Linked DNA regions of Homo sapiens: regions 2, 3, 4 and 5 are each linked to region 1. Evidence: chromatin contacts called from ENCODE Hi-C or POLR2A ChIA-PET data. All regions are on one chromosome and are shown on one strand. Each heading gives the region's core, a stretch centred on a gene start or an enhancer-like site at or near the end of the contact. The rest is flanking DNA. Distances are from core to core; before and after follow the strand shown.

Region 1 (6,343 bases), core at 2,425-4,924:
GTTTTGGGTGTGCATGTTTGGAGTTTGTAGTGGTTGGTTTGTAAAACGACCATTCTGCCTTGTTATGGGTTGTTCATGAAAGCCTCATTCTTTTCTCTGACCCTTTAGCTTTTGCATTCACCCTCCTTCCCACCTACCTCTCCTGGGACTACTGATGGGCATAATAATCCCAGGAGAATGACTCCCCTCATAGAAAGATTAAAGCATCCATCCCCTCATAGTTAAGTAGCCATTGGTGTCCTGGGAATTTCTGGTTGGATTTGGTGCCCTGAACTTTCTTAGTAAGAAATCAGATCCCAGGGTGAGAGTAATAAGCCATTTGGCCAAGAAAGAAACCTGTTTGTTTTCCTTTTGAACTATGAAAAGACCCTGTTTGTGAACACATTTTAGAAAGAAGAAAGGAAGGATGTCTGCAGAACTTTGTTCTGTTTTCTGCTACAAAAATGTGAATAGTTCAGAGTGAAAACCTTTTGTGATGATTGATGTCTCTCAGGAATAAGCTGGATCTCCAATGTTTTGGGGATGCTTTGAGTCTCAAAAACTGATAATCAGAAAAGTATCTTCTGTTTGTTTAATGTATCCCTGTTCTGACTTTAATTAAACTCCAAATCTCATTTTACATATTCTTGGAAAAACTTTAAAAAAAAAAAAAAACAAAGCTATACAGTGGGTAAAGAGTAAGTTTTGACAGGGCAAATAGTCTTCTAGAGCCTACAGTATTGGCAGATCAGATGTGTTCTCATAATGGTTAATTGGAGTAGACAAAGGGCAGCAATTTCATAATGAGATATGCAATTTCTGATTATGGGAAACTGTGAGGTAGAGGGGAGGACATCAAAACCATTTCCTATACAGCAGTATCATTTTATTGAGGGTCAGGCTGGGCGTGGTGGCTCATGCCTATAATCTCAGCACTTTGGGAGGCCATGGCAGGTGAGGTCAGGAGTTTGAGACCAGCCTGGCCAACATGGTGAAACCCCGTCTCTACTAAAAATACAAAAATCAGCTAGGTATGGTGGCAGGCGCCTATAATCCCAGTTACTCAGGAGGCTGGGGCAGGAGAATCGCTTGAACCCAGGAGGCGGAGGTTTCAGTGAGCTGAGATCGCGCCATTGCACTCCAGCCTGGGTGACAGAGTGAGACTCCATCTCCAAAAGAAAAAAAAAAAAAAAATTGAGCGTCAACTCTAGTCCTACTGAATAAATAGGCACTTGAGACACAAATGCAACTTTTCTGTAATCTCAGAAAGAGCAGTAGGTCTAATGAATCAAATCTTGGCTCTTACTACTTTTAGAACTTAAGCCAAACCATTCTGTCATCTGGAAAAACAAAAAATAGAAGCTTGGGCCAGATCATCTGTAAGATTTCTTCCCAAGCACAACATCAGATCCAATGACTGTCAACTGAGTGTGTGCCAATGACTTATTTGAAGGTTGGAACAAACCACATAATCACCAGATTCCCCACATTCAGATAAGCCTCAATGAAGACAGTATAACACCCCCTGAAGAACAGCTGCCATCTCTGCAGGATTCTGTGAGAAGAGGGAAGTGATCCGGACCTCTTGGCTGGGGCCACACTGGGTTTATCTGTATCTGCTCCTGAATCTTCAGCCTGCTACAATCTGTTCACACCTGGGTATCTACAGTCTTGACATCCTACCACTTGCTGCTCAAGGCTCTTAACTTGAGCTGAAAGTAAATAAATTGTGCTTTCATTTTCCCTTCACTTTTGTTTGGTATGTTATTCTCTACTGTGGCTGCAAGTAAACCAATTTCAGCATCATTTTCTTAATCTAATTCATGCTATTATAAATTCCTAGTGTCCGGCTGGGCGCAGTGGCTCACGCCTCTAATCCTAGCACTTTGGGAGGCCCAGGCGGGCAGATCACGAGGTCAGGAGATCGAGACCATCCTGGCTAACACAGTGAAACCCCATCTCTACTAAAAATACAAAAAATTAGCCGGGCATGGTGGCGGGTGCCTGTAGTCCCAGCTGCTGGGGAGGCTGAGGCAGGAGAATGGCGTGAACCCGGGAGGCGGAGCTTGCAGTGAGCCGAGATCGCGCCACTCAACGCCAGCCTGGGCGACAGAGCGAGACTCCATCTCAAAAAAAAAAAGAAAAAAGAAAGAAATTCCTAGTGTCCAAGGAACTGAGAAGTTACTGAATGTTAGGAGTGGTCAATACTGTTATCCTGAGAACCCTAAAAGAACAGTTTCACAAATACAGAATATACCAGAGACTACCTCCAGCATAGCATCTGCACTTATAAAACCCCCCCCAGCCCTGAGCTACCACATCCAGTTATGAAGAAGCCAGGTGTCACAAGCCATTTACCAATCAAAACGCAGCAGGTCAGGCATCTGCTTTCCCTCTTTCTTCAGTGTACCTCTTTTGCCTTCTTCCTATTCTCTTTAACTTTTTGTTTCTTTCTATCTCATTGCTCTTCTCATTAGTCTGTCAATTACAAGACTTTTCAAAGCCAATCATTTCTATATGAGGACGAACATAATCCACACTAGTACCCAATTTTATTATGGGAGACGATACCTTTCTTGATCCTTCTGCCCAATTATCAAGCTATCTTATGTCCCAGAGATTTTTAAACTTGCCAAATAATTCCAACATGTGCCTCCTGGTCCCCAAAGCACCCTCTGCCAGATTTACCTTCCACCACTCACTTCCCTCCACACCAACCACCCTTTCCCCACCAAAACTTAACCTCTAGTTAGTCCCTTACAGTCTAAGTCCTTTGCTCTTGGCGGTCTTACTACATAGAAGGCTCTTTAAACTCTCTCCACCTGTCAACAAACTCTAATTGATCTTTAAAAAACACTTCATCTGGTGACAAAGAGAAAAAAGTTCGTGGCTGCACACTGGATGTCTCAAGGGCTGAGATGAGAGGTGCGGAATCAAAATAAGCCACGAGAAAACGGGCACTGAGGGCTCTGAGAGAAAGAAGGGGTTGGAACAACTTCCCCTACTTAACAGTTCCGTCCTGGATTAAATCAGCTGTCGAGCATAGAAAGAAACCGCGACCTGTGTCGGCCTCAATTTCCCCCTCACGCCCTCACCTTCTGCTTTCTCCACATCTTCGCAGAGAAGCCCACGCGCACCCAGAAACACACACCATTCAGCCTCAGTCCTCATGGGTACTCCCAAGCCCCCAGAAAGAGAGAGGAGAATGCTCATCCCTCTCCCAGCCTTTCTCAAAGGCCCAACCCGATGCAGCAAGCCTCGAGCCGCCGTCCCTCGAAACTCCTGCTGGCAGGACGCCAGCGACGCTCACCCAGGGCAGCCCTCCCGCGGCCGTCCGGGAACCGCTATCCCCAGGACACAACGCGAAAGCTCGACTGAGGTCCCGTCCCGCCAGGCCTCCGTGGATTCCGGACCCCGACCCCCCGGGTCACTTTGTCACCGATTTCTGCGCGCCAGAATCTCTGCAGGGGGAGACGCGGACCTCCCGCTCTTTTCAGCTCCTGTGAAGCCTCAGGCGCCCTCTCCCGCGGAGACTCACCTCTTGCTGAGCGGCCGGACCCGCACGGCGACCTGCACGTTCGCCATCCGTCTGCCACAACCCAAGTCCAGCGGGTCAGCTCAGCGGCAGCATCCCAGGCCCCCGCCCTAAGCCCAGACACAGCCCCAACCCAGCCCCGCCCGCCCCACGCGCCTCTGGGGACGCCGCCGCGCGGACGCGAGCTGCCGCCCGAGCGGGGCGGTGCCTGCCTAGCTTCGGCCAATCCTGAGCCCGGTGGGCGGGAGAACTCCCGGCCCCGCCTCCCCTCAATCCTCCTTAAAGCCTCCTGACTCGCCCCCGCCCAAACACGCGCCGCAGCCAGAGCAGGCGGGCCCGTGTGGACGTTCGGCCAGTCCTTAGCCTGGTGGGCGGGAGGATGCCAGGGCTCGCTCCGCCTCGTTCCATCCGAAGCCTCCCGGGTCGCCCCCGCCCAAACACGCGCTGCATCCCGAGCTGGGTGGTGCCCGCCGAGCCTTGGCTAGTCGGTGGGCGGGAGGACGCCCGGGCTCGCCCCGCCTCGCTCCGCCCTACAGCCTCTTGGGACGCCCCCACCCATGCGCGTGCCGCACCGGGCCCAGCAGTGCCGGCCCAGCTTCAGCCAATCCTGAGCCGAGTGGGCCGCGAGGACTCAGTGCTAAGTCTGTTGTTCCTGGCCCCGCTTACCCAGAAATAGTTTTTGTTCCTCGACTAGGTGTCCGTGCTATGTAAAGTCAAGTAAATCAACTTTTGGTCCGAAAGTTTGCAAAGTAATTTGCTAAATACTTTTATTCTCTGCGTTCGCTTGAACTGTCAATTCTGTGGTTAAATTTTCGAGGCAGGCCGGGTGCAGTGGCTCACGTCTGTAATCCCAGCACTTTGGGAGGCTGAAGCGAGATCACCTGAGGTCAGGGGTTCGAGTTCAGCCTGACCAACCTGGTGAAACCCCGTCTGTACTCAAAATACGAAAATTAGCCGGGCCTGTTGGCGTGCGCCTGTAATTCCAGCTACCCGGGAGGCTGAGGCAGGAGAATTACTTGAACCCTGGAGGCGGAGGCTGCAGTGAGCCTGGATCGCGCCACTGTACTTCAGCCTGGGCGACAGAGCAAAACCCTGTCTAAAAAAAATAAAATAAAAAAATAGAAGGCAGTCCCTTACTGGCAAGGTACTTCCTGACATCAGGGACAAAGCATAGATGGAACCAATTCAGATAAAGGGTTATTGTCCAGGTCTTCTTGTACAACCAAAAGACAGGTGGCTGGTGTTTATCTTTTCCCTTCAAGGCTTGAGGGTTAGCAGCCATATAGATAAGGGCAGTGCTGATCATAAACCCAACTGCATTTGCACAAAATATTAGCGTATCCCTTCCTGCCTTAAATCCTGGTGCTTGCTTCTCTTCCTTACTAATAAATGTCCTTTGTGGCATTTATTTTTCCAGAATAGGGAACTTGCATATGCACCGAAAAGCTGTTCAGGCAGATACCCTTTCTTCTCAATTATTTCCTTAATGGTGTCTAGGAACTCATTTGCTCCCTCTTGGTCAGCAGAAGCTGCTTCTCTTGTTATCTTGACATATTTTAAACCAAACCTTTCCAAATTTATCAAATCATCCCTTACTGGCATAAAATTGTTTGGATCCTTCACCTTCCTTTTGCTTCAAGTTGTCATATAATGACTTTGCTTGTTCTCAAATCATATTAAGAGTATATAGGTATATAGATAGGTATGTTTTCCTTTTTTTTTTTTTTTTTTTTTTTTTTTTTTTTGAGATGTTGTCTCACTCTGTCGCCCAGGCTGGAGTGCAGTGGCGCGATCTTGGCTTACTGCAACCTTCAACTCTCTGGTTCAAGCAATTCCCCTGCCTCAGCCTCCCGAGTAGCTGGGATTACAGGCGTGTGCCACCACACCCAGCTAATTTTTTTGTATTTTTAGTAGAGACGGGGTTTCACCATGTTGGCCAGAATGGTCTTGAACTCCTGACTTCAGGCAATCTGACCACCTCTGCTTCCCAAAGTGTTGGGATTACAGGTGTGAGCCACCACGCTGGCCAGGTATGTTTTTCTTACAGCAATCCTGTACCCACATAAAAGCTTCATTTTCTGTTTGTTGTTGTTGTTGTGTGTTTTTGGTTGTTTTGTTGTTGTTGTTGTTGTTTGAGACAGAGTCTTGCTCTGTTGCCCAGACTGGGGTGCAGTGGCACTATCTCAGCTCACTGCAACCTCTGCCTCCTGGGTTCAAGCGATTCTTCTGCCTCAGCCTCCCGAGTAGCTGGGATTACAGCTGTGCACCACCATGCCTGGTTAATTTTTGTATTTTCAGTGGAGATGGGGTTTCACCATGTTGGCCAGGCTGGTCTCAAACTCCTGACCTCAGGTGATCTGCCCACCTCGGCTTCCCAGAGTGCTGGGATTACAGGCATGAGTCACTGCACCTTGCCAAAAGCTGCATTTTCAATATGAGATAAAAAGACATTTCAGGGCCGGGCACAGTGGCTCACGCCTGTAATCCCAGCACTTTGGGAGGCCAAGGTAGGAGTATTGCTTGAGCCTAGTAGTTTGAGACCAGCCTGGGCAAAATGGTGAGACCTCATCTCTACACAAATTAAAAAATAAAAATAAACTATAAAAAGGTATTTCACAAAAAGCTCAAGGTTTTTGTGCCTCCTGGTGTAGCTGTGGTCATGGCTGCACAATTTTTTTAAATTTTACAATGGTCCTTACAATGGATTCATTTATCATGAAATGGTAGGCAACCACAGCTGCAGATCTATAGTACATATCAAGCAATTCAGCTTTTTCTTGTAATGTCATGACTTTTCTCTGCTTCTTGGGAGCACTTCCAGCATCACTA
Region 2 (6,343 bases), core at 2,993-5,492, 800 kb before region 1:
TGTGCAACCAGCACCACCATCCATCTCCAGAACTTTTTTGTTTGCCCCAAATGAAACTCCGTATCCAGCCCCTGCCAAACACCACTCTACTGCCTCTGACTTTGACTACTCTAGCTACCTCATATAAGTGGAATCACTCAGGTCGGGTACAATTGCTCACGCCTGTAATCCCAGCATTTCGGGAGGCCGAGGCAGGTGGATCACCTGAGGTCAGGAGTTCAAGACCAGCCTGGCCAACATGATGAAACCCTGTCTCTACTAAAAATACGAAAATTAGCCAGGCGTGGTGGTGGGCGCCTGTAATGCCAGCTACTTGGGAGGCTGAGGCATGAGAACTGCTTAAACCCGGGAGGCGGCGGTTGCAGCGAGCTGAGATTGCACCACTGCCCTCCAGCCTGGGCAACAGAGCGAGACTCTGTCTCAAAAAAAGTGGAATCATTATTTGTCCTTTTGTGACTGGCTTATTTCAGCTCATCCATGTTGTAGCACATGCCAGAATTTCCTTCCTTTTTAAGGCTGAACAATATTCCCTTGTGTGTATATACCACATCTCAATTACCTATTCGTCCCTGCACTGACACTTGCTTCCACCTCTCAGCGATTGTGAATAATGCTTGGTGAACACGGGTGTACAAATATCTGTTGGGTTCCTGCTTTCACTTCTTTTGGGATATACCCTGAAGTAGAACTGCTAGATTGTATGGGAATTTTATATTTAATTTTTTTTTTTAGAGACAAGGTTTCACTCTGTCACCCAGACTGGAATACAGTGGTGGGTTCATAGCTCACTGTAACCTTGAACCCCTAGGTTCAACCAATTCTCCCACCTCAGCCACCAGAGTAGCTAGGACTACAGGCATGTGTCACCATGCCCAGCTAATTAAAAATTTTTTTTTTGTAGAGATGGAGTCTTGCTCTGTTGCGCAGGCTAGCCTCAAACTCCTGGCATTAACTGATCCTCCAGCCTCACCCTCCCAAAGTGCTGAGATCACAAGTGTCAGCCGCTGTGCCTGGCCTTTATTTAATTTTTTGAAGAACTGCCATACCATTTTCCACAATGGCTGTACCATTTTACATTTCCATTACTATATCCCAGGTACTGTGCTAATACTTTGAGATAAAAGAGTGAACAAAATCAGATACAATTACTGCTCCAAAGGAACTTAGCATATTATATGGATGGATATATAATATGGATTATATGTGGATGCCATTTTATATGACAGTAAATGTGGTAACAAATAGGCGAAGAAGAATTTTTCTGTTACCAAGTCCATAGAAAATTGATTAGGAATCCAATTAATGTAGATTTTAATGACACAATGCTAATCACATCTTCAAGTTAGTAACTTAAGAGGTTGCACAACACGGTGCTTAAGAACCTGGTCTCTTGCCGGGCGCAGTGGCTCACGCCTGTAATCCCAGCACTTTGGGAGGCCGAGGTGGGCGGATCACGAGGTCAGGAGATCGAGACCATCCTGGCTAACACGGTGAAACCCCATCTTTACTAAAAAAACTACAAAAAAATTAGCCGGGTGTGGCGGCAGGCGCCTGTAGTCCCAGCTGCTCGGGAGGCTGAGGCAGGAGAATGGCGTGAACCCAGGAGGTGGAGCTTGCAGTGAGCCGAGATTGCACCACTGCACTCCAGCCTGGGCGACAGAGCGAGACTCCATCTCGGAAAAAAAAAAAAAAAAAAAGAACCTGGTCTCTGGAGCCCAACTGCCTGGGTTTGAATCCCTGAGTTGCCTCTTACTTGCTTGAAAGCTTAGGCAAGTTACTATACCTGTCTGTGCCTGTTTTCATACCTATAAACTGAAGAAAATAATTGTGAGGATTAAATAAGTTAATACATGTGTAAAGCACATATCCCAACCACATAGCTAGTGCTCAATACACATAAGCAATTTTATATTATTAACAAGACAGCTCTACCAGTTATCAAGTGATACTACTATTAAAATTGGCATTTGAGCGTTTCTTGTTGGCAGAGTTTTCGAAAAGTTCAATATCTAATTATTCTGAAACAGCAAATAATAACTCGAAGTTACTGATACCATTCTATATAACACAGTTATAGGAACAGGCTGAGAAATCCTGCATTAGAATAATGGTCATTTGAACTTATTGATTTGGTAGTTTTGTTTACTTTTAATTTATAAAAATATTTGATTTTATAGTTGTTTAAGAGTATTATGCTTGAGTTTATACCTAGCTTATGTATATACATATTCAATATAATAAAATAATTTTCATTAACACTTGGCACTCATGACAACTTTTCCCTTTACTCAAATGTAAAAGACACTGCTCTGCAGAAATTATGTAATATTTGCCATCTTTGTCTTCTTTTCTTCCATCAATACCTAAACACCTGCTATGTGGCAGAAACTGTGCTAGGTGCTCTGGGTAGATGAATGAAGAAGACCACTGGTCTTCGCTCCCAGGGGCAATCTATGCGGGAGAAAGGCTAAAAACAGGTAACAACAATACATTATGAATTGTGACAAATCCTACAAGGGAAATAAACAAGTTGATGGAGAATAATGGCATCAGGGGAGGATGCTTAAAGATGTGCTCAGAGAAAGTTTTTCTGACAAAGTGACTTTAAAGCTGAGACCTTGAGGATGAAATGGTAGAAAATACATGATTGAGAATTTTTCATAAGAAAGAAAGGAAGGGAAAAGATGAATTACTTGTGGTTGTCTCCCCCACCCCCTCCCTAGCTATCTTTCCTGTACTGTGTTATCTCTTCTTATTTTGGACCATCAGGCACCCACATACTTCCTAAATACTGTCCTCCTATATGCCTGGCATTGTACTAAGATCTATGGAGAAAAGTGAAACATCGAATTAGTCTTCAAAGACCTACAGGTGAAAGATAACAATTCAAACTCCACCACACAAATCTTCACCTGTTTTTTTCAAAAATTCACCTAAACTCCCAAACTCCAAATACATGTTCATAAATAATAACGAAAGGAAACTGTTTGATTTATAGGTTTTATAGACTAAGAATGTACTTTTTCTGCTCTTCCACAGTCTCCTAAGAATCGGCATGTCTTGGTGATCAGACGGACCTAGATTTCAGTCTTGCCACTACTAGGACTGGCCAGCATAAAGTTTTCTGAGCTTCAGTTTGCTCATTTGTTAACTGGTAGAAACAATACCTAAGTGGACTAAATTATTGAGAGCATTAGATAACATTACTGGAAGCAGAAGCAGGTAAAAGTAGTTCAAATACTGAAGCCAGACAGACCTGGCTTCAAAACTAAGCTCTGTTAATTACTAGCTATGACCCCGATAGTTATTTAACTATTCTAAACCTAGCTTAATCTGTAAAATGGATAAGGTGGTTGTGAGGATTAAATAAGATAATGCATACGGAACATCATACATTCCTGGTTACACAAAGGCCCCCTACCAAGTGCTTTACCTAGTGCAGAAATTTTCTGGTAAAGGAGTAATGAGGGAAACACCACACGCTCTCGATTTCATTTATTTCCTTCAACAAACTTTACTGAGCGCTTACCATGTGTTTGGGAGCTGTGTATTTGGCCCAGTACTTCAAAACTCAAACAATGCACGTGTGAAAATAAATAGGAGAAAGTGCCTCCCACACTTCTATATCATTCCCCAGCAACTGTCAGACACCTGGACCTCAGGCCCTTTCCTCGCCCCGCCACAGGTGGGGCTCTTCGAGGTCTGCCCTCCGTTTTCTAGCCTAGGCCCGGCCTCTCTAGGTGTCGCATCAGCCTTGACCCTAAGGGGCTGCCCTCCAGTCACCTGTCCAGGGATACGCCCCCAGCCCTGGAAGCCCCGCTCGCTAGGTCCCTCAGCCTACTCCCCCAGGCGCTGGCTCAGGTCCCCCCTCCTGCGCTCCCTGGTTCCCGCGCTCTGCGCCGGACAGTACCTGCAGGCCACTCCGCTTGTTCCAGGTGAAAATGGACCCAGGGTACCCGCTCAGAGCCAAGAGCAGTTCGTGGATCATTCCCACGGCGGACCTCGAGTCCCTGGTTATGTCACCCCCTCCTCCAGCGCACCTCCAGGCGACCACGAGGGGAGTGCTTCCCCTTCCACACGCGCACCGGCCCCTGGGTCGGGCGGTTTGTGCCGAATCAACCCACCGAGACAATCGCTGCGGCGGAGCGGACGGGAAGCTGGGAAGGGGTCGCGGGGGAGTCCCGGAAGTTCGGCAGCTCAACGGGGTCCACCAGCTACTCCCGCCCGGGCTCTGCGGAGACTGAGTCGCGGTCGCTGCCCTCGCGCATGCGCCCTCGGTGCCCCGAGCCGCCCGCTCGGACTTCCGGTTTGGGAGCTGTACTTGGGAGGCTGGAGAGCCGGGGCCGGGGCCGGGGCCGGGGCCGGGGTCAGGGTCGGACCCCGAGTGGGTGAGGCTGGCCCGGAGGCAAGGATGCGAGGGGGTTGAGGGGCAGCTCGAGAGGGAGACGCTCCCAGGGGTGGGCTGGAGGGCGCCCTCAGGGCGCCTTAGCCGGGTCAGAGGCCTCTGGAGGGACCGCACGACGGCTCCGGGTTACCCGGCCGGAGGGAGCGGAGACAAAAGAGGCCAGAATCCCGCAGCCGCTGCTCCTTGGGCTGAGAGCTCTGCGTCCGCGAACCGGCAGCACCTGGAGCCTCTGGCCGACACCCGAGCCCGTCCTCAGGAAGCCCGTTACTACTGCTCCTCGGATTCCGTCTCTCCTGCCCAATGTGACTCTCCCCAAGCCCCCATGGTCCTCGCTTTGGAGCCAAAACCAGCTTCTCTCCTTGCGCGAGGTTTTCCGACAGGTAGCTCCCTAATCCTTGCTGAGCGGCTACTACTACGCGGGGAAAACAAAGACCCGAGATTCTGGACGTGATTTTTGCCTGGGGTGGGCTTTGGGAGTTGTGCAGCCCGAGGGGGCGGGGCGGACGCAGAAGGCCTCGGGAAGGACTGCGGAGATACTGGGGGAGATCAGCTGCGACCAGCTGGACAGAGGCTTTTTGTTGCCTTCAAGCAGGATGGTGACTTGTCTTTAGATCCTCTCGAACTCCAGCTCTCCTATATGGTTCGGACTCACTGTGCAACATTGGCCAGGGAAGTTAAATGGGATCGGATTTGGAGGAGGTGGGAGAGGGGCAGACAGTACTTTTATTCTCTGCTGCTTCCTGGGGCTGCCCTGGAAGTCAACCAGAAAAGCAGTTTTTGCAAAGTCTATTTACTGAAGATTGTGCTACCTTAGAAGGCCACTCGGAGCACATGGAAAGGCAGGCCAGCTCTGGCAAGACTTTAGACATATGAATGTATTCCTTCTGATAGTGCCATCTTTCTCTGCCCTAGGAAGAAACACCTCTTACAGTCATCTGCAGGGGATTCTCCAAGGACATGGGAAGATAGATGTAAGCCCTGGAACCCAGACTCCTAAGCGAAGGGAAGCTGCATTCTGCTATTAATGATGGCCAAATCAGCTCTAAGAGAGAATGGCACTAACTCTGAGACCTTCCGACAGCGTTTCAGGAGATTCCATTACCAGGAGGTGGCTGGGCCGCGGGAGGCTTTCAGCCAACTCTGGGAACTTTGCTGTCGGTGGCTAAGGCCGGAGGTGCGCACCAAGGAGCAGATTGTAGAACTGTTGGTGCTAGAGCAGTTCCTGACCGTCTTACCTGGGGAGATCCAGAATTGGGTACAGGAACAATGTCCAGAAAATGGAGAGGAGGCAGTGACTCTCGTGGAAGATTTAGAAAGAGAGCCTGGAAGACCTAGATCTTCGGTGAGAAGGGAGGGGGAATTCAAATTCAAAAGTGTGATACTGGGTGGAGGGCTAAATTAAGATATAGACAGGCTTAAAGAGGGACACAGTCTCCCTTGGTGAGGCTTATACTTCTGGTCTGGTATAGGTAACTTTTTCAGATAGTGCTTGTCTGGAGATGCTTCCTGGGTGTACCTTCACCTACCCTGTCATAATGAGTTTTTCCTATAGTTTCTTAATAGGGAAGAAAGGGGATTTTTTTTTTTCAGCCTGAAGGTGGGTTTACTATTTTGATCGTTTCCTTCTGGAGTTTCAACTGCTTTAAGCTAATGGCAATGGAATAAGACCCTTGTTCGCGTTAACCTCCCTCACCCCTACAACCCTGGCCATGGCTCTGAAAGATGATCTCTTTTGGGGTATTAAATACTCTCCTCTGGGAATGCCCCTCATTATGATCTTGCAGTGACAATTAACGGGGGTTGTTTCTAGGTCACAGTCTCTGTGAAGGGGCAGGAAGTGCGCTTGGAGAAGATGACACCCCCGAAATCATCACAAGAGTTATTAAGTGTTCGGCAGGAGTCAGTGGAACCCCAGCCCAGGGGTGTACCCAAGAAAGA
Region 3 (6,343 bases), core at 2,318-4,817, 610 kb before region 1:
AGTAGCTGGGATTACAGGCACCCGCCACCACACCCAGCTAATTTTTTGTATTTTTAGTAGAGATGGGGTTTTGCCACACTGGCCACACTGGTCTCGAACTCCTGACCTCAGGTGATCCACCTCCCTTGGCCTCCCAAAGTGCTGAGATTACAGGTGTAAGCCACTGCACCCGGCCTAGGGCAGATATTTCTACAGCATCATCAAACATTTTCTGAAGTCCTGGTATGAAGGCAGGCCTACTATACTCATCACATACCAGGGAGGAGTTAGCTATATAGTAGATATTGGGCTGACAACTCAATAAACCATTAAGAAACAGCAGGAAAAAACTTATTCCTGATACTCTGTATCCCAAGATATTCATGATATCTTAGACCAGGAGCTGGCAAACTGTGGTCCTCAGGCCAAGTCAGGCCCCACTGCCTGTTTTTGGAAATGAAGTGTATTGGGACACAGCCATACTCACTGGTTTTAATGTCTGTAGTTGTGTTTGCTCTATAAGGGCAGAGTTGGGTAGTTGGTTACAAAATCTAAAATATTTACTAACTGGCCCTTTACAGAAAAGAGAGGGAGGGAGAGAGACAGACAGACCAACTGACAGACCATGGTTATTAAACCATTAACCAGGTCTCTCTCTTTTTTTAACAGAATCAGAATATGTAACTAAAGGTAACTAGCATGGACTCGACAATGCTCCATGTTAACTATTTTCCTTCTAGGTGGTCACTGGCTTTCTCATCTTCCTTGTCCTCAATTTTCTGTTAAATTCTAAGTCAATACTATACAAATGTGGTCCAGGTTGGAGCCAGTCTACAAACTGTTTGTGACCAGTCAGGGATGAGATAAGCAGTGACTGAGAGTGTTTAGAAACTTTTATGGCAATTTGACATTTATTCAACATCCGAGCACATAATTTTATTAAAGTATCATTCCATACAGATTGGAATTTAAAAAACAACAACAACAACAAAAAAAAACCAACAACCACCCATCTTTTAGTAGGACTAAAGTGGTGAGATCTCAAGAAGGCAATGATGATTCATGTGTATGTATGTGTGTATATACACACATATATACATATATGTATTTATTTGAATATATGTATATACTTGAATATTTGTATATATTTCAAATAAATCCAAATTCTAACTTTTCATCTATGAGTGAAACTACTGTCCTGAGCATGTATAGAAAATCAGTTCTATGCTGCCTCCTTGTGGTATCTTACTTGCAGTGAGTTTTAGCAGCAAGTCCTAAGTGCATTTGAAAGAAAGGGGTTAGCAGATAAGAAAAATAAGGTAATATTAACTACTCTTTTTGAAATAAGTATTTTCCATGAATCTTTTGAAGTGCTCTCATACAATTCATCTCTTGTTTCCTCATCACAAATCTCAAAGGTAGGCCAGGCACGGTGGCTCACACCTGTAATCCCAACACTGTGGGAGGCCAAGGCAGGCGGATCACTTGAGGTCAGGAGTTCGAGACTAGCCTGCCCAACATGGTGAAACCCCGTCTCAACTAAAAATACAAAAATTAGCCAGGCGTGGTGACAGGTGCCTGTAATCCCAGCTACTCGAGAGGCTGAGGCAGGAGAACTGCTTGAACCCGGTAGGCAGAGGATGCAGTGAGCCCAGACTGTGCCACTGCACTCCAGCCTGAGTGACAGAGAGAGACTCTGTCTCAAAAAAAAAAAAAAAATCTCAAAGGTATGTAGGAGGAGAGAGTTTATCACTGTAGGTACATGCAGCAGAAGATATTTATATCCTTTCCAAACACCTATATATGTAGACTGAAAAATTAAAACAATTGACTATGAAAATCAAATAAGGCAATGAATATGCCATTTTAAAAGAATCTTACTCCTATATTAAGCATACACAACTCTAGAAAAACTGAGCATAGAGCATACGTGGTCATAGCCAACATGTTTACTTTCATTAGTTTTATAATAAAGGAATATTTAAAATGCATAAATCTTTGTTCTAGCAATTCTACTTCCGGGAATTTTTTCTACCAATATACACACATACACAGAATTAGGTAATTCATCACGACACTGTTTGCAGTAATTCTAAGTTGGAAGGTCCAGAACAGTGTTTATGTATCATTTGTGTAAAAAGAAGCTGACACATACAGATAAATGTATATGAATGTATATATGCACAGAATATACGTGGAATAATGCAAAAGGAACTGGGGGAGACAAAAATGAGAAAGTGGGTGGAAAGGTAAACTTAACACACTTTGATATCTGTTGAATTTTGTACTATCTACATATGTTACTGATTAAATATAAAAAATAATATAAAAAGGGTATTATGCAGTATAACAGAATAGGTAGCTTAGACATCAGATAGACCTTGATTTAAATTCTAGCCCCCCTGCTTTTTTTTAAATCTTAAGCTGAGCTTCTGAGCCTCCTTGCTCATCTGTCAGATGGCCATCAAGTATGTGAAAACACCCAGCAAATAAAAAGTGCTTAAAAAATTATCAGAAGGGAAACAACCAGGATAAACTTCAGACTGAACCAATATTTATAAGACCTGCCTACTCCGCGCCAGGAACTGCACTTGGCAATTCGGTCTTCACAACAATCCTGTGAAGTAAAAACGGTAACCTCACTGGACAGATGAAGAAAAGAAATCTCCTGGCGTGCGTGCAAAAGGTGGAAAGAAAATTAGAGGATTCCTAAGGTGTAACTCGGCAGCCCAAGGATTCCACGAAAGTGAAGCCCACCTGTGGAGACGGCAGTGGAAGCTGAGAGAAGACTATGGTCAGAGTCGTGGCTTCCCTTGACACAGTCACAGCTGCCTCATCTGGGGGGTGGCCGAAGAGGAGGCAGGTGCCAATACGTTAGTGCTGCACGGACTTGGAAGACTTCCCTTACCGACCGAGACTTCTCAAAAACACTTCCCGAATGTCGAGGTTAGAATTCTATTTCACCCTCTCAGGTGCTGAGGTGGGTAAGGTACCTCACAGAAAGGATGCAGCGGGGGAGAGCAGTCCCCTCCGTGGGGGACAGCGGGAGGAAAAGGGGTCGGGACGCTGGAGGAACTGAGGCAAGGGGAGCCCGGAAGGAGGCGCACTCACTGAGTCTTCTCCAGAACATCTCTCGATTAAACTCCTCGGTGGTCTCCTGGGCTTCGCCGACTTGTGGGTGTGGCGTGTGGGGGCCGAACGGTGGCGAATGGAAAAGCTGAGGTAAGCGGAGCCACCTCCCTCGCCCAAGCCCGGCTCCCCGCCGCCGCCCCAGCCCGCCCTCTCCGCGACCCCGAGCCCGGCCTCTCCCCGACCCCGAGCCCGGCCTCTCCCCGACCCCGAGCCCGCCCCTGCCGTCGCCCGTTCTAACTCCGTCAGCTCACCCCGCACTCGAGGCAGGAGCAACCGCAGCTCCTCCGCCAAGTGCCGGAGCTGCTCCAAAGGCGAAGCCAGGGTGGGGACTGCGGCTGCAGGTGCAGTTGCGCTCGCCATCTCAGTCGCTTGCCGAAGGCCGCAAACACAGGCCTCCGCTGCCACTGCCGGAGCCGCACTGCGACAGCCGCTCCACTTCCGGGCCACAGCGTCAAGGGCTCGTTTCCGTCAACAAGCCGTCCAGCCCCGTCCCAGAGGCCCTGCCCTGCCTCCTCCCGCCACGAGGCCCGGCCCCGCCCGAGGTCCAGCACCACCCATCCCGTTATCAGAGACCAGGCCTGGCCCCGCCTCCTCCCGCCCCGCCCTGTCCCCTGAGGTACAGCACCAACCATCCCACTCTCAGAGGCCAGGACAGGCCACGCCTTCTCTTGCCCCTTAGGCCAGGCTACACAAGCAAGCCTCAGGCTCACCGTCTTTCTTATTCATCATTCATTCATTTATTTGATTAGTTGAAAACACTTCCGACTAAGGAAGCAGAGAGCCCACAATCCTGTGGGAAAACAGGCCTGGGAACTAATATCTCAGGGGTAGTGAGGGTCGGGCCCAGATCCTCAAAGGTTCCCTGCCCCTGAAATTGCACCTTTGACAGCTGCTGAATTCCAAGCACAGCGGTAAGTGCTTTACATGGGGTAACCCTAAAAAACACACTGGGCCTCAGACACTCCCGTACACACACCCAACCTCTACCCTGTGGATGTCCTAGATAAGGGTTTTCTCTTCACAAAGGTAAATCAACTCTTTGCCTCCTTAGGGAGGGAAGGAATAAAGGCATTATTTTTGAGACTTTTCTGCAGTCCATTCTGCAGGTATCAGTAGTGGGTAATCCCTCCAACGTCCAGGACTCCAAACGAGCAGCTGCTCCCTAAAGCTCACCCACCAATCCTGGCCCTCCACCTGCTACTGGGGTAGAGGCCTGGGCTACAGACACAGAGGCTGGGCTTCTGCCCAGCTGCCAGTGGTGAGACATGGCCTTCAGGAGCTCAGGTGGCTTTTTAACTGCACCATGAAGATTCCAAACTTGGTGGAGTTCAGTGTCCACACATAACGAATGAGAACAGGTGTCAGCAGTGTCAACCAGGTCCGCAAAGGGGAGAATAAAAAAGCTAGGGTGCCGTATGTTGCATAAAGAAAGTAGCAGGAATAAACCTGCCAGATGTACAGCAGTAGCATAAGTAGGTGAACAGGCATAATTTTCAAGTATTTTCTTTGATGGAGATGAGACCTGAAGTTGTGACCAAAGCACCGCTGCAGCAAGCTCCAACACATGTAAGCCATCAAGGGGATGTTAAAAAACGCCAGCTGGAAAAGAACAGAACCATAGCTTACTCCCAAGTCCTTGGAAGAGTTTGGTCTTAATAATGCATTATTAGTGGATCCTAAGACTATGCTGCTATCTGTCTTGGCGTTAGCTAATTTACTTCAAGCACAGTTGCTTATAACACAACAGCTGACTTGTGGCTAGTTGTGTATTTGCCCATGTCCTTTTATTCATCTTAGAGGCAGGTATCATTTAATTTATGCTGAAGTCCCAACTTGTAGTACAGTATCATATACACAGTTAATACCCAATGGTGTTAAGCTGGAATTGAACTGAGTAAATGTATACACACACATACAACAACCCCTCTTTTTTGGTGGAGTGAGGGGAGGACTTGGCTATCAGTATTTTTTTTCTTACCTCCATTTTTGTTTGAGGTAGCATGATAAGTACTGGAATATAAATTAGAGTATCTAAATTATAATCCAAGTTGAGCTGCTGTATGATTCATTCATTTAACAAATATTTATTGAGCACCCATTATGTAGCAGGCATGAGCTAGGCTCCAAGTTGGGGACACAATGGCAAACAAGTTAGAAAAGGTCCGTCATAGAGCTTACATTCTAACAGGGAGAAGACAGACAAAAAAAAAAACCAAAAAATATAATTACAGATCGTGATTAGTTCAATGAAGGAAAGAACTGGGTCATGAGAAGGTAACTGGGAGAAAGGCTCTCAGAGGCCAGAAGGACAAGAATGAATCAGCGGAGGGAAGTGCATTCTAGGCAGAAGGAACAAATGAAAAGCCCAGAGGTGGGAGAGGTCTTGGCCTCTTTAAGGAAGTGCATGCAGAGCATGAGCCAGGTGGAAATTGGGGCAGTCGGCAGGACCCAGATCACTGCTCTGCTTCAAAGCATTTCAAGCTGAAAAGTAAGTGAGCTGATTGTAAAGTTTTTAAAAGAGCACACTGGATGCTCTGTATTAAGCTGAGAGTAAGGAGGCAAGAATATCAGGGAGAAGACCCAGGCAAGAAATAATTACAACTTAGATTAGGAAAACAGAAATGGAGAGAAGTGGATGGATTCAAGATATGCATTGGAAGCAGATCAAATAAGGTAGAGCTTGCTGGTGAAATAGATACAGGGTATGAAGGAAAGGGAATAATTGAGGATACATCTTGGAGAAATCAGGTGAATGGTGGAGTCATTTATTAAAACTGGAAAAACAGAGAGGAACAGGTTTGGGGTGGAAATAATGTTCCTATCAGAGAGACATCACATGAAGTTGAGATGCCTGTTAGACATCTGTGGCCATTGGATATAGAGGCACTTGAAGTGCAGAGAAGAGGTCTAGATCAGAGATATAGATTTGGGATTCATGGGTCTGGATGATACATAAAATCCATTATTAGTGTACTATTTATTAGAATATGAATGTAAACATTTACAAAGGAAAAAACCCTGCCTTTTGGTAAGGCTCAGGATTCATTTGGTATGAGAGAGCTCCTTAGAGACAGCCTCCATCAACATAATAGAAAACTGCAATGAGGCTGGGTGCAGTGGCTCACGCCTGTAATCCCAGCACTTTGGGAGGCCGAGACGGGCGGATCACCTGAGGTCAGGAGTTCGAGACCATCCTGGCCAACACAGTGAAACCCTGTCTCTACTAAAAATA
Region 4 (6,343 bases), core at 2,040-4,539, 560 kb before region 1:
TGTGGGGCTGAGGTGGGAGGATCATTTAAGCTCAGGTCAAGGCTGCAATGAGCTATACTCACACCACTGCACTCCAGGCTGAGTGACAGAGCAAGACCCTGTCAAAAAAATAATAATAAGCCAGGCGTGGTGGCTCACGCCTGTAATCCCACCACTTTAGAAGGCTGAGCAGGGGCAGATCATTTGAGGTCAGGAGTTCGAGATCAGCCTGGCCAATGTGGTGAAACCCCACCTCTTCTAAAAATACCAAAAAAAAAAAAAAATTAACTGGGCAGGGTGGTACCTGTCTGTAATCCCAGCTACTCAGGAGGTTGAGGCAGGGGAATCGCTTGAACTCGGGAGACGAAGGTTGCAGTGAGCTGAGATTGCACTACTGCACTCCAGCCTGGGTGATAGAGTGAGACTCTGTCTCACAAAATAATAATAATAATACTAGTAAATTTTAAAAAGAAAAAATAAAAGCTAAGTTTTTAAAATTTGCACACAGTAAAATTCATCCTTTGTGACTTACAGTTCTATGGATTTTGACAAATATATAGTGAACCTGAAGTCTACCACCACAATCAAAATACAGACTAGTTCCATCACCACCAAAAATTCTCCATGATGCTTGTTTGCAGTTAATCTCTCTCCCAATCCCTATCCTCTGGTAACTACAATCTGTTCTCTGTCTATTGTTTTGCCTTTCCTGAATGTCATATAAATGAAATCATACAGTATGCAGACTTACGGGTTTGCCTTCTTTCACTTAGCAAAATGTATATTTATTAAAACATCTGTCTGCATGAGTTTTGCTAAAACTCATATTTTTTCCATGTACAGAAAAAAGGACTGGGGGATGGGGGCAGGGGGAGGGATAGCATTAGGAGAAATACCTAATGTAGATGACAGGTTGATGGGTGCAGCAAACCACCATGGCACATATATACCTATGTAACAAACCTGCACATTCTGCACATGTATCCCAGAACTTAAAGTATAATAATAATAATAAAAAAAGAAGCAGCATATGTCACAAAAAAAGGACCATACCAATTGTCATCTCAAAGGCTAACAATGACATTTGAAGTTTTAAAACCACATTATATAGTTGTATTTCAGAGATGTGACCTTTAGTATATGTAAATGTCCCACTTTATAATTTTACAATCTAAGTTGGAAAATCTAGGTTCCTGAAGGGGGAAAAAAACTCTTGTCTTTATTGTATCTGGCTCTTGGCTCTTACCATGATTTCCTTTGATATCCAGCCACTTGGTTTTTTCCATGACTCTTGTCTTCTTCAGAATACCCTGGTAGGTTTGCCATTCTACCTCATGCTGCCTGGATCCCAACTGTTCCTTTGTTTTGGCATCTGTCAGGTCTCCTGTAGGTTTACACAAGAATTGAATCACAATGCAAAATAAACTACTGGGGGTTCCATTTTTTTTAGATATGTACACTGAAGGAACAAGGATACTTAAAGCACTCAACGTGTATAAGCATAACTGCTCACGAGACCACCAATGTCCAAATCGAGCCATCTAAACTAACAAGATTTTCTCAGCAAGGACTTTGTTTCTTATAGGTTAGCAAATGCCTGTTCAATCTCCTGTGATATTCGAAATGGGTTGTTAAAAAAATCTTTAAAGAGAACAGTACAAAATGCATCAATAGACTCTGATAAAATGAAAATGATTTATAAGAAATTCCAGTACTCTGAGTGGCTGCCTAATATCTATGGCAACCATATTTTCCAAACCACAAAATCAGAATATGTGATTTGACCAAGTATTATTTTTACAGCAAGAAGCAATGTGGCAGGTGGAATTGGACAACAAAATACCAAAATTTATAGAGAACTAAACAGAAAACTTTTTATGGAGGCTCATCCATTAAATCAGAACTGATACCCTTTCATGTCAGCAGAGATGCTTCAATAAGGTGGATGAGTGATGAATTCCCCAGTAAGCAAGATAGATAGATGCTCCTTTAGCTTCTTCTCCCCATTACAGTTTGAAAGCAAATAAAGTGTTTGAAGAGTCTAGAAAACTTAAGTCATAAAACTATCAAAGGATGAAGAAAAAGTGCCCTGGGTCACCGGAAGCCTCAAACAACTGAAAATATAAGATTAATAATGTAAAGAAAATAGAAAAGTTAGCAAAAGAAGAGAACTTCTGATTCGTGGTTACAGGCTTTTCCCTAATTCTCACAACCAGAACTGTAACAACAACAAGAACAAAAACCAGATACAAATATATCAGACAACAGACTGACATGAGAACCAGGAGCCTTGCTTCTACTGCTTTGACAAAACCTTGCTACGTCAAATCATTTTGCCTGGATCTTGACTCATTCAGTTATCCATAGGCAAAGGGGTTAGAATGTCCAATCTCTTCCACCTCACAGAGCTCACCTGGGGCTGTGGCTATACTGCTCCCAACGTCCCCAAAATGAAAAGCCACAGCCCTGGCTAGAGTTCTACCATGCGGACCACAGACCACCACCACAGCACGGCAAGCCTCCCTACCTGTTGCTAGGACGAGAGCTGGTTGAATGATGTCAATAGTTTCAGAACAGAATTTCTCTAAGTCTACCGCTCTGCCTGGATCTCGAAACCTGCTCAGGTGAATGTCGGATATCTGCCGAAAACAGGTATTGAACAGAGAGATCTGAGCCAGGAAGAGGCAGCATGGGGAGGGGCGGCTCAGCGGCTCTCTCGGGCAGAAGGAAAAGGCAAAGAGGCAATGCATAACGAACCCCCCAGGTAAGGACAGGGCCAGCACTAGACAGAGCCTCGAGTTACAATCTGACTGAGGTCCCCAGCCTGGAGCGTGGGGCCCAACACCCGCAAGGGTCCCACCGCACGGTGCCCGATCTGCACCTGCCTCCCGGCCCGGCTTCCCGCCGCGTCACCTGCAGGCCCCAGAAGATGTTGCTGTCTCCGGGCCCTGGCGCAGGGTGCGGCCTCCTGGGGGGCGCGGGGCGCGGCAGCGGCGAGGGCTGGCCCGCCAGGCCGTAGTGCTCCAAGAGCATGGCCACCAGCGCTGCGGCCGCCAACCCCGCGACCACCCTGAGAGCCAGCACTGCAGCCATGCCGCCCGCCCGCCGGGGCGCGGCCCTCGCTGATCCCGCGCAGGACCGCGCGGCGCTCCCGGGAGCCGCTTTGCCTGCACTTCCGGACTCTATTGTCGCAGGGCCAGAGCTGGATGCGGGGCCGGCGCCGGATGCGGGGCTGGAGCCAGACACTGGGCCTAGGGTGCTGCGCCCGTCAGCCGCCGCCCAGCACCTGCCCCTCTCTGGCCGCGCAAGTGACTGGGCTCGTTTTGCATAAGTAATACGATCACAGAAAAGAGAACCGAAACTCTGAACACCAATGACGGTGGCCGAGTGGTGGCGGGGAAGGAGACCGGGACCAGTGGCCGGGAGGCGGGGGCTAGAGTCCTGGCTCCGCCTTGGTCAGTCACTCCTGACCTCAGTGGGTCGATCTCCTTACCTGTAAAACGGAGTTAATAACACCTTCCGTGCGCACTTTGCAGGGTTGTTGTATCAAAGTGAGAATGTATGAGAACGCCTTTTAAATTGTCTCACAAATGTGTCAGGTGGCTTCCTCTGGCCCCTTCTGATTATTAACGTACCTCCATAGGTTTTCTTTTCTTTCTCTTCCCCTTCCCTCTACCATTCCCCTTTCCTTCACTTCTCAGACAGGGTCTCTATCCCCCAGGCAGGAATGCAGTGGCGCGATCATGGCTCACTGCAGCCTCGACCTCCCTGACCTTAAGTAGCTGGAATTACAGGCTCGCACCACCACGCCCAGCTAATTTTTTAAATATAGTTTTTGTAGAGACTGGGATCTGTCTGTGTTGCCCGGGCTGGCCTCGGAACTCCTAGGTTCAAGCGATCCTCCCGCCTCCGCCTCCCAAAGTGCTGGGACTACAGGCTGAGCCACCGCGCCCGGCAGCATAGGTTTTCTATAGATGTAATTCCTATGTTTTGTGAAAGTTATTTTTCCCTTAAACTGATTTCACATGCACCTGAGTAAATAATATTGCAACACGGTAGTATACCATTCATTTAATAAGTATTAAATACTTCCTATGGGCCAGACCCAGGAGAATTAGATTCAGCCCTACCTTAATTTATCTAACAACTCCCTTATTGTTGATTTTTTAATTGTTTATTATATATTGCTGTTCTGAGTAATTTTTTTCACGTCTTCCCTTTATTGAAAAAAATTTTAGAAAATGGCAGTTAATAAAAGGCACAAACAAATCAACAGGGATATACTAGTGGAAAACACAATATAAAACTAACATGTCATTGGCTTCTTTAATTGGTTAAGAGCACAAAATGTAACAGGCAAAAGGTCTGTTTCAAACAAATTAAAAAGCTATGTGTTTTTTAAATTCTCCCCAAATCAGATATATACACACCCACAAAAATAGTGTGTGAAGGAAAACTGTCATACACAAGAAGTCGTATCCTGAATTCTTCAAGGAAATACATGTGGAAATAGGAATTAACAGAGTCAGCAACAGATTAATTTTTTATTAATTGAGTCTTAAAATGCTACATAGCCCAAAGCTATACTATATAAAGTACTACTAGGTACAAAGGAAAGTCTGTACAGCTTTTAGCAAAACTGCTTTCCCAGAAAAGCAAATTAAAATAATGCAATCAGCAGACCCAGGAGACTACAGCTAGACATCAGAGCTACAACTTCTCATATCTCTCTCAGAAAATCCTATTTATCCAGAACAGACTAAAATTTCAGGACAAAACAGGGATTTTTAAACTTTTTTTACTTTATCCATTTTAAATTCTTTTTATCTCCCCCACCCCACAAACCAGTAATTCAGCAAGATCCAACAGAAAGAGGGCTACTTTTAGAATTGGCTATTTTATTTTTCTTTTTTTTTTTTTTTTTTTTTGAGACGGAGTCTCGCTCTGTCGCCCAGGCTGGAGCGCAGTGGCACGATCTCGACTCACTGCAAGCTCCACCTCCCAGGTTCAGGCCATTCTCCTGCCTCAGCCTCCCCAGTAGCTGGGACTATAGGCACGTGCCACCATACCTGGATAATTTTTTGTATTTTTTAGTAGAGACGGGGTTTCACCGTGTTAGCCAGGATGGTCTTGATCTCCTGACCTTGTGATCTGCCCGCCTCGGCCTCCCAAAGTGCTGGGATTATAGGCGTGAACTACCGCACCCGGCCTTATTTTTCTTTCTACGGCGAGACTGTCATGGAGCTTGGATATTTCAGGCTCATGTGCATCCATGACCAGTGTCCCACTGTGGTCAAAAAACTTAGCAATGGACTTGGTGAATTCGGCTTCCCGCTGCTGCTTTGTTCTCCCACTGATGAAGGTCAGCTTAGAGGTGTATTTGTCATCAAACCTTTTAAGACTGGAGGACAGTTGCCAAATATCATCAGGATCCATTCCTATAGGATCTTTCCTGTGGGCCACAAGAAAGATGCTCCTCTCCTTATATGAGGTATAAATGGTCAAAATCCCCATCATCATAAAATAGGATATGACGCACAAAGCCAAAATGGGTTTGGACTATGGAAAGGGGTGCATATAATCCCAAATCAAAGCCACTATGGCAAAGAAACAGGAGATTGTACAGATGGTAAGGCGACCATCAATGAGACCAAAATTCTCCACATATTTGTATTTTTCCAGAAGTAACTTTTTGGCAGAATCATCCAAAGAGTTTTTCACAGCTAATCCATCCCACTTGTCAATTTTTACAGGCTTATCATCTGTCTTCCACTTATCCAACAAGCTGCTATGGCCACTGCCTGTGCCGCACCTGGAACCACCGCCAGCCCCACTACTGCCTCCACTACCACTGGTTCTCCCACCCTGATCAGCTGCTTGCTGCTGCCATCTTATCCGCTTCTGCCTGTTCTGAGTAAATGTATACACGTGTGTGTGTGTGTATATATATATATATATATATATGTTGTTTTTTTTTTTTTTTTTTTTTTTTTTGAGACAGAGTCTCGCTCTGCCACCCAGGCCAGAGTGCAGTGGCGCCATCTCTGCTCACTGCAAGCTCCACCTCCCGGGTTCATGCCATTCTCCTGCCTCAGCCTCCTGAGTAGCTGGGACTACAGGCACCCGCCACCATGCCCGGCTAATTTTTTGTATTTTTAGTAGAGACGGGTTTTCACCATGTTAGCCAGGATGGTCTCAATCTCCTGACCTCGTGATCCACCCGCCTTGGCCTCCCAAAGTGCTGGGATTACAGGCATAAGCCACTGCGCCTGGCTGAGTGAATATTTTTACACAAGTAGTGCTCTTTAAAAAAAACTCCCTTTGAGTTTTTTCCTTGGGGCATGTTGTCAGTATTGGATTTATG
Region 5 (6,343 bases), core at 2,453-4,952, 530 kb before region 1:
AACATGGTGAAACCCTGTCTCTACTAAAAATATAAAAAATTAGCCGGGCGTGGTGGCATGCACCTGTAATCCTAGCTACTCAGGAGGCTGAGGCAGGAGAATCACTTGAACCCGGGAGGCGGAGGTTGCAGTGAGCCGAGATTGCACCACTGCACTCCAGCCTGGGTGACAGAGCAACACTCCGTCTCAAAAAAAAAAAAAAAAAGAATTATTTTGGGGTATGATTTGAGGTAAGGATCTGACCATCTTTTCCCAGATGGTTACTTATTCTTTAAATGTTTCTTTTTTTTTTTTTGAGACAGAGTCTCGCACTGTCACCCAGGCTGGAGTGCAGTGGCGCGATCTCGGCTCAACACAACCTCCGCCTCCCGGATTCAAGCGATTCTCCTACCTCAGTTTCCCGAGTAGCTGGGATTACAGGCATGCACCACCATGCCCGGCTAATTTTTGTATTTTTAGTAGCGATGGGGTTTCACCATGTTGGCTAGCTTGGTTTCGAACTCCTGACCTCCAGTGATCCGCTGGCCTTGACCTCCCAAAGTGCTGGGATTACAGGCTTGAGCCACCACGCCCGGCCTCTTTAAATTTTTTTATTGTGGTAAAATATACGTAAAATTTACCATTTTAACCACTTTTAAGTATACCATTCAGTGGCATTAGATATATTCATATTGTTATGCAACCATTACCACTACACATCTCCAAAACTTTTTCATCTTTCCAAAATGAAACTCCGTATCCATTAAACTCGATTCTCTCCTCCTCTCAGACCCTGGAAACCACCATTCTACTTTCTGTGTCTATGAATTTGACTACTCTAGGTATGTATTATAAGTCAAATTACACAGTATTTGTCTTTTTGTGACTGGCTTCTTTTATTTAGCCTAATGTCTGTAAGGTTCATCCATGCTGTGGCATGTGTCACAGTTTCCTTCCCTTTAAAGGCTGAATAATATTCCATTGCATGTATATGCCACATTTTGTTTATCCACTCAGCTGTTGATGGACACTTGGGTTCCTGCCACCATTTGACTATACTGAATAATGCTTCAATGAACACAGGTATACAAACATCTGTTCAAGACCCTGCTTTCACTTCTTTTGGATATATACCCAGAAGTGGAATTGCTGGATCACATGGGAATTCTATGTCTAATTTTGTTTTTTGAGGAACTGCTACATAACCATCTGTTTTTGCACCACTTAATAAACAGTCCGGCTGGGCGTGGTGGCTCACACCTATAATCCCAGCACTTTGGGAGGCCGAGGCGGGCGGATTACCTGAGGTCGGGAGTTTGAGACCAGCCTGACCAACATGGAGAGACATCGTGTCTACTAAAAATACAAAATTAGCCAGGCATTGTGGTGCATGCCTGTAATCCCAGCTACTTGGGAGGCTGAAGCAGGGGAATTGCTTGAACCCGGGAGGCGGAGGTTGTGGTGAGCTGAGATCACGCCACTGCACTCCAGCCTGGGTAACAAGAGCGAAACTCCATCTGAAAAAATAAATAAATAAGCAGTTCATAATTTCCTTCTCACTTGAAATGCTGTTATCTTTCATGTGTAAAATACTTGAATTTGGTATAAAGTAATAAAGTGAAATGGATAAGAATAGGGCCTTGTGAGTCATTTGAACTGGATTTTATTTATTATTATTTTTTGGTAGAGGTGGGAGTCTTGCTATGTTGCCCATCTCAAACTCCTGGGCTCAAGTAATCCTCCCGCCTTGGCCTCCCAAAGTGCTAACATTACAGGGGTGAGCCATTGTGCTGGCTGAATATCTGCTGTGTCACTTGGAAGCTGCATGTCCCTAACCAAATTATGTAACTTCTCTAAACTTCAGTTTTCTCAGTTTCTCATGACAGTAAAATAGAAGTAGTAACATCTACCTAAAGGATTGTTATTAATATATAGCTAGTGTTATTAATATACTAGTGCTTTGATTACATTAAGATGTTGATAAGTGGCTATTATTTCTTTTTATTTTCTGTTTTTTCTTTTTCTTTTTTTTTTTTTTTGAGACAGAGTTTTGCTCTTGTAGCCCAGGCTGGAGTGCCAGTGGCATGATCTTGGCTCACTGCAAACTCTACCTCCTGGGTTCAAGCAATTTTCCTGCCTCAGCCTCCTGAGTAGCTGGGATTACAGGCACCTGCCACCACACCCAGCTAATTTTTGTATCTTTAATAGACATGGGGTTTCACTGTGTTGTCCAGGCTGGTCTCGAACTCCTGACCTCAGGTGATCCACTCACCTTGGCCTCCCAAAGTGCTGGGATTACAGGCGTGAGCCACTGCCCCGACCTATTTCTGAACGTTCTAGTCTATTTCATTTATCTAGGAATGAAAGAAGAAAAAGAGAAGAGCGTGGGGTAGCATAAGAGAACTACAGAAGTAAAAGCATAGAGACAGGAAGGGACAAGGTAACTTTTAGGGCAATTTTTATCAAAATGTGGGACAATACCTATTGTGGGTTATAGTATCACTTTAATAACTACAACCAGTATTTTGGCTTAAATGCATAAACATATTGCAATTGAATAGAAAATATGACATATTGGAAGTATTGTTTCAGAAAATTTAAGTTTCAGTATATATATACATATTCTATATATACCCATTTAATTTTGTATAGGTGTACCGTGATAAGATGTAAAATGTATTTATTGTGGTTGTTGGGCAAAAAAGGCTGGAAAAACAGTATTTTAGCACCCAGGAAGTAGTTCATTTGAGCAGAAACATTGTTTAGGCAGGAAAGTTCTATAAATCAAGGTGGACCACAGCATTTGGAAAGCCTCCTCTACTTTTCACATTGTTTGGAGCTTTATTTTCTTCCCTTTGTTAAAAATATACTTTAAAATTATTTGTTTTGTAAAAAATTTAAAATACAAATGAAGGTAAAGTAGCTCTTGACCACCTTCTTCCTCCAATCCGAATCCTGGCCCTCAGAGTTACTACTTTGCCCTTTCCCCTTTCAGACTTACTCCTTCACATTTAAATGCCTATGTGTGCAAATATATAGTTTGCAGCAACTTGGCTTTTTTTTCTCTCAATTTATCTTGATCTTTTCACGCAGATTTATCTTGCTCAAGAGCTGCACAGTATTTCAAAATGCGAATGTACCATAGTATATCTTGTCTTTCCTCTATCGATGAATGACTAGGTTTCCAATTTTTTGTTATTTCCCCCCGTGTCCCCCAATAAAGCTGGATCCCGAGCTTTTTTTGTACACATGTGCAAGTGCCCACGGGGTAGAATCCTAAAAATAGAAGATGTGTGAGTACTTTCTTTTTCATTTTGTAGGCTCTGGGGAACTACTGCAGGGAGGTTGGGATACAAAACATCCCCAGGCCAACAACCGGCCAGCTAGGACAGGTTCTTGCTTTAGCCCCCGACAAGTTTTCTTCCTTTCATAATGGACGCTGACTTTGTTTTTTTTACCTCGTAGATGCAACAGTTCCCAGCACCAAACCCAGATATACAACCATTCAGCTACCAAGAGCTACGCCTGATAAATTAGAGGGGAAAAAAAAAATCTCCAGTCCCTTCACGTCGTGACGCTTGCTTCCGGGAAGCGGGCCGGAAGCCACTCCTCGAGTCTGCGTCAAACCCGACTTCAGGGGCCGTCGTAAAAGTGTCGTCCCTGTCTCTCCGACCGGCCACAGGTTTCCGCTTGCCTCTGGCCGGGGGTCGGCAACTGCAGGCGTCAGTTTCCCTCAAGATGGCGGACGAGGAGGCTGGAGGTACTGAGAGGATGGAAATCAGCGCGGAGTTACCCCAGACCCCTCAGCGTCTGGCATCTGTAAGTCCCTATAGGCAAGTCTCTTTTGTCCTCCCCCCGGTCCCTCCCTACTGCGCTTAGGAGGATGTGGGGCTTCACCCCTTATGGCGGCTCTGGGGAGGGGGAGTTATCTGGATTGATCTGGAAGGAAGCCACCGAATAAAAAGTTAGTCGCAACCCACATTTCTGCCAGCCAAGTCTACGGAATATAATGACTTTGTTATGTATTATTCTTGATGATCTCAAGTGTGCATGTCTCTATTCTGAAGTAGAAAGAACCAGTGATGTTATTAGACGGTTTGATGTGGGGGCCGAGGCGGGGTTGGAGCAAGAGCCATTTTCGTATAGAAGCAGTACTAACCCTTTACTCTTGATGATGGGAACGCAGCACCTGGTATTTTATTGCATAGCCTGCTGGCCGGGACCTGATATTGGTAGGTAGTGCTGCTACTGTCAAGTCATGTCTAGATGTGAGGTGTAGTAATTGTCCTTGCGTATAGCATCTTGGGAACCCCAGGCCTAACCCTCAGTGGAGAAACCCATCATCTGTCGCTACTTTTTAAAGGTGAAGAAAGGACTCCCAAACATTTCAAGCCAGAGCAATACCATTAATTGATGTCGGAATCTATACTTTGCTCTTGCATTTTGAAAGAATGGGAAGGCACAGATAGTGAACAAATTTGAGTCACTAGCTACAGGGAGAAAGCTGCCGAGGAAGATAAGAGTAGGGGGCAATGTTAGGGAATGTTCTGGATGCCCAGGGCATCTAGTGTGGAGATATGTAGAAAATATTCAAATATCTGTCACCGCATGATGTTTTATTAGTTTGTCTTTCTAAATAGCAGCATTTAGAGATTTGGGATATACACATTTTTTCTGAAGTTTCTTTGGCTTGTAGTTTAATAAAAACATTATTTTATTTTATTTATTTTTTGAGGCAGAGTTTTGCTCTTGTTGCCCAGGCTGAAGTGCAGTGGTGTAATCTCGGCTCACTGCAACCTTCCGAGTTCAGGAATTGAACTGCAAATTCCCGAGTTCAGGAATTCTCCTGCCTCAGCCTCTTGAGTAGCTGGGATTACAGGTGCCTGCCACCATGCTTGCCTAATTTTTTTTATTTTTATTTTTATTAGAGACGGGGTTTCACCATGTTGGCCAGGCTGATCTCGAACTCCTGACCTCAGGTGATCCACCTGCCTCGGCATCCCAAAGTGCTGGGATTACAGATTAAAAGCATTCTTGAAGGTTTTTTGTTTTTTTTTTTAACCCTGCATACAATTGAACATTGTTTTATGCGAGAACAGAGGGAACTACAGAGGGAGCTACGGCATGAGTCAACTCCAGGGACTGAAGAGACTGTCTAGGAGGTAGGAACAAGGTAGGGAGGGAGTTGGAAAAAGGATTTGGCCACTGACTATGTCAGTGCTTGCCGTTTTCCTCCACCCCAAATAGCAGTTCAAATTCACTTCACTACTGTTCCTGAAGGAGGAAGCATCTTATTTGAGATGATAAGGAATGAGGAGGTAGGACAAATTTAAAAGCAACTGAAACATTTTAATGGTAGTTTGTGAGTTTTGCTTGTTAGAAGGAGTGGGGAAACTGCTGTGGTCAGAAGAATTGTTATAGTTTTGTATCTGAAGACTAATATTTATTTAAAGCTTTGATACATTAATTTTTTCCAGATAATACAATAAAACCCCATCATTCTGGACGTCACTAATTTGGAATTGGAGATAATGATACAGGAATTGAGCTAGAATTTATGTGGCAACTCTTTACCTCAGGAAATATTATTAGATTTTGTTGGGCAGGGCTTTGGGTTTTGCAAAGTAGTAGGTAGATTGTGTAATATAGCCTCAAGGAACTCACAGTCTGGTGACACAGGTAATATAAGGGCCCAAATAATTTTAATTCAAGGTAGAGTAATGTCAGTAAATGAAGTCCTGTGACTGTTAAGCTTTATAACCCCTTTTTTGGCTTGGATCTCTCTGTCTACTGAAGACCCTACAGATCATTCTACCTCTCTCTTTCTCTTTTTCTCTTTTAAAAGCTATTACTGTTTTTAATTTTATTCTAGCCATGGTATGACACTGGCTTCCAAGTTTACTACTTTGCTGTTAAGCAATACAAGCTCAGTTGTTCCCCCTACTCCTTATTGTTTATCTTTAGACAAAGTTAAATAGTATGGGACATTTATAGAGGTTTAAGCAATCGTACAATTTCCATTAGAGTCTAATCCCTGGTTATAGTCTCTGATTTCCTTAAACTTCCTTCTTAGTCTGCAGATCCTTTTTCATTCATATTGCTATTAGTAAGCGTGAAGGCTGTAGTATTCCTAACATTATCTCACATGCAATTCAAATAAAATAATACGTATGAATTAGTGGACATTGATAAAAGCCATTGCTTAAGAATTACCAGGGGAACTGATACTGTAGGTCTGAGGTGAGGTCCAAGAATCTGCATTTTCACAAGCATGTCCTGCTGATTCTGTAATAGTGGTGTATGGGCCACACTTTGAGTAACACTTAGCTAGGTATTTGGAAGTTATCAGTAAATTTATAGTTGA

Evidence for each region. A loop is a pair of places that touch in the nucleus more often than their neighbours do. ChIA-PET counts read pairs that join two places held with the same protein, here RNA polymerase II (POLR2A). Pooled maps may share reads with other maps.
Region 2: a pooled map shows a loop between it and region 1 (19-fold over the local background). The contact joins the promoter of TUBGCP4 here to the promoter of STARD9 in region 1. A Hi-C loop is called at or near these places in 4 of 50 pooled maps. POLR2A ChIA-PET finds 5 or more read pairs at or near these places in 3 of 52 experiments (activated B cell, activated CD4-positive, alpha-beta T cell and activated T-cell).
Region 3: a map of naive thymus-derived CD4-positive, alpha-beta T cell shows a loop between it and region 1 (6-fold over the local background). The contact joins the promoter of CCNDBP1 here to the promoter of STARD9 in region 1. A Hi-C loop is called at or near these places in 1 of 168 maps with a recorded cell type or tissue (naive thymus-derived CD4-positive, alpha-beta T cell), 2 of 37 single-sample maps with no recorded cell type and 12 of 50 pooled maps. POLR2A ChIA-PET finds 5 or more read pairs at or near these places in 1 of 52 experiments (activated naive CD4-positive, alpha-beta T cell).
Region 4: a map with no recorded cell type shows a loop between it and region 1 (15-fold over the local background). The contact joins the promoter of TMEM62 here to the promoter of STARD9 in region 1. A Hi-C loop is called at or near these places in 1 of 37 single-sample maps with no recorded cell type and 5 of 50 pooled maps. POLR2A ChIA-PET finds 5 or more read pairs at or near these places in 2 of 52 experiments (WTC11 and activated CD4-positive, alpha-beta T cell).
Region 5: a loop to region 1 is called in a map of CD4-positive, alpha-beta T cell, with 6 times the contacts of the local background. The contact joins the promoter of UBR1 here to the promoter of STARD9 in region 1. A Hi-C loop is called at or near these places in 2 of 168 maps with a recorded cell type or tissue (CD4-positive, alpha-beta T cell and CD8-positive, alpha-beta T cell), 1 of 37 single-sample maps with no recorded cell type and 10 of 50 pooled maps. POLR2A ChIA-PET finds 5 or more read pairs at or near these places in 2 of 52 experiments (activated B cell and activated T-cell).

The regions. Positions count from the first base shown.
Region 1 is chr15:42,572,937-42,579,279 of GRCh38, reverse strand. STARD9 (StAR related lipid transfer domain containing 9) reads right to left here and starts at 3,674. Exons shown (of 33, transcript NM_020759.3): 1 at 3,518-3,674. The coding sequence starts at 3,564. It also overlaps the pseudogene EIF4EBP2P2. RefSeq lists silencers at 1,497-1,556, 3,537-4,166.
Region 2 is chr15:43,369,000-43,375,342 of GRCh38, reverse strand. TUBGCP4 (tubulin gamma complex component 4) reads right to left here and starts at 4,242. Exons shown (of 18, transcript NM_014444.5): 1 at 3,911-4,242. The coding sequence starts at 3,988. It overlaps ZSCAN29 (zinc finger and SCAN domain containing 29), which reads left to right and starts at 4,300. Exons shown (of 6, transcript NM_001372080.1): 1 at 4,300-4,785; 2 at 5,318-5,747; 3 at 6,216-6,343. The coding sequence starts at 5,430. RefSeq lists an enhancer at 4,112-4,231 and a silencer at 4,332-4,601.
Region 3 is chr15:43,182,627-43,188,969 of GRCh38, reverse strand. CCNDBP1 (cyclin D1 binding protein 1) reads right to left here and starts at 3,567. Exons shown (of 11, transcript NM_012142.5): 1 at 3,363-3,567; 2 at 3,091-3,150; 3 at 2,737-2,816. The coding sequence starts at 3,471. TMEM62 (transmembrane protein 62) reads right to left here. Exons shown (of 14, transcript NM_024956.4): 14 at 3,826-4,710. The coding sequence ends at 4,384. LOC124903478 (a long non-coding RNA gene) reads left to right here and starts at 3,083. Exons shown (of 2, transcript XR_007064604.1): 1 at 3,083-3,201. RefSeq lists an enhancer at 2,962-3,061 and silencers at 3,232-3,321, 3,542-3,841.
Region 4 is chr15:43,130,532-43,136,874 of GRCh38, reverse strand. TMEM62 (transmembrane protein 62) reads right to left here and starts at 3,289. Exons shown (of 14, transcript NM_024956.4): 1 at 2,893-3,289; 2 at 2,507-2,618; 3 at 1,226-1,363. The coding sequence starts at 3,072. It also overlaps the pseudogene SPCS2P1. RefSeq lists silencers at 2,420-2,631, 2,822-3,221, 3,442-3,501.
Region 5 is chr15:43,103,397-43,109,739 of GRCh38, reverse strand. UBR1 (ubiquitin protein ligase E3 component n-recognin 1) reads left to right here and starts at 3,702. Exons shown (of 47, transcript NM_174916.3): 1 at 3,702-3,798. The coding sequence starts at 3,718. RefSeq lists an enhancer at 3,604-3,883.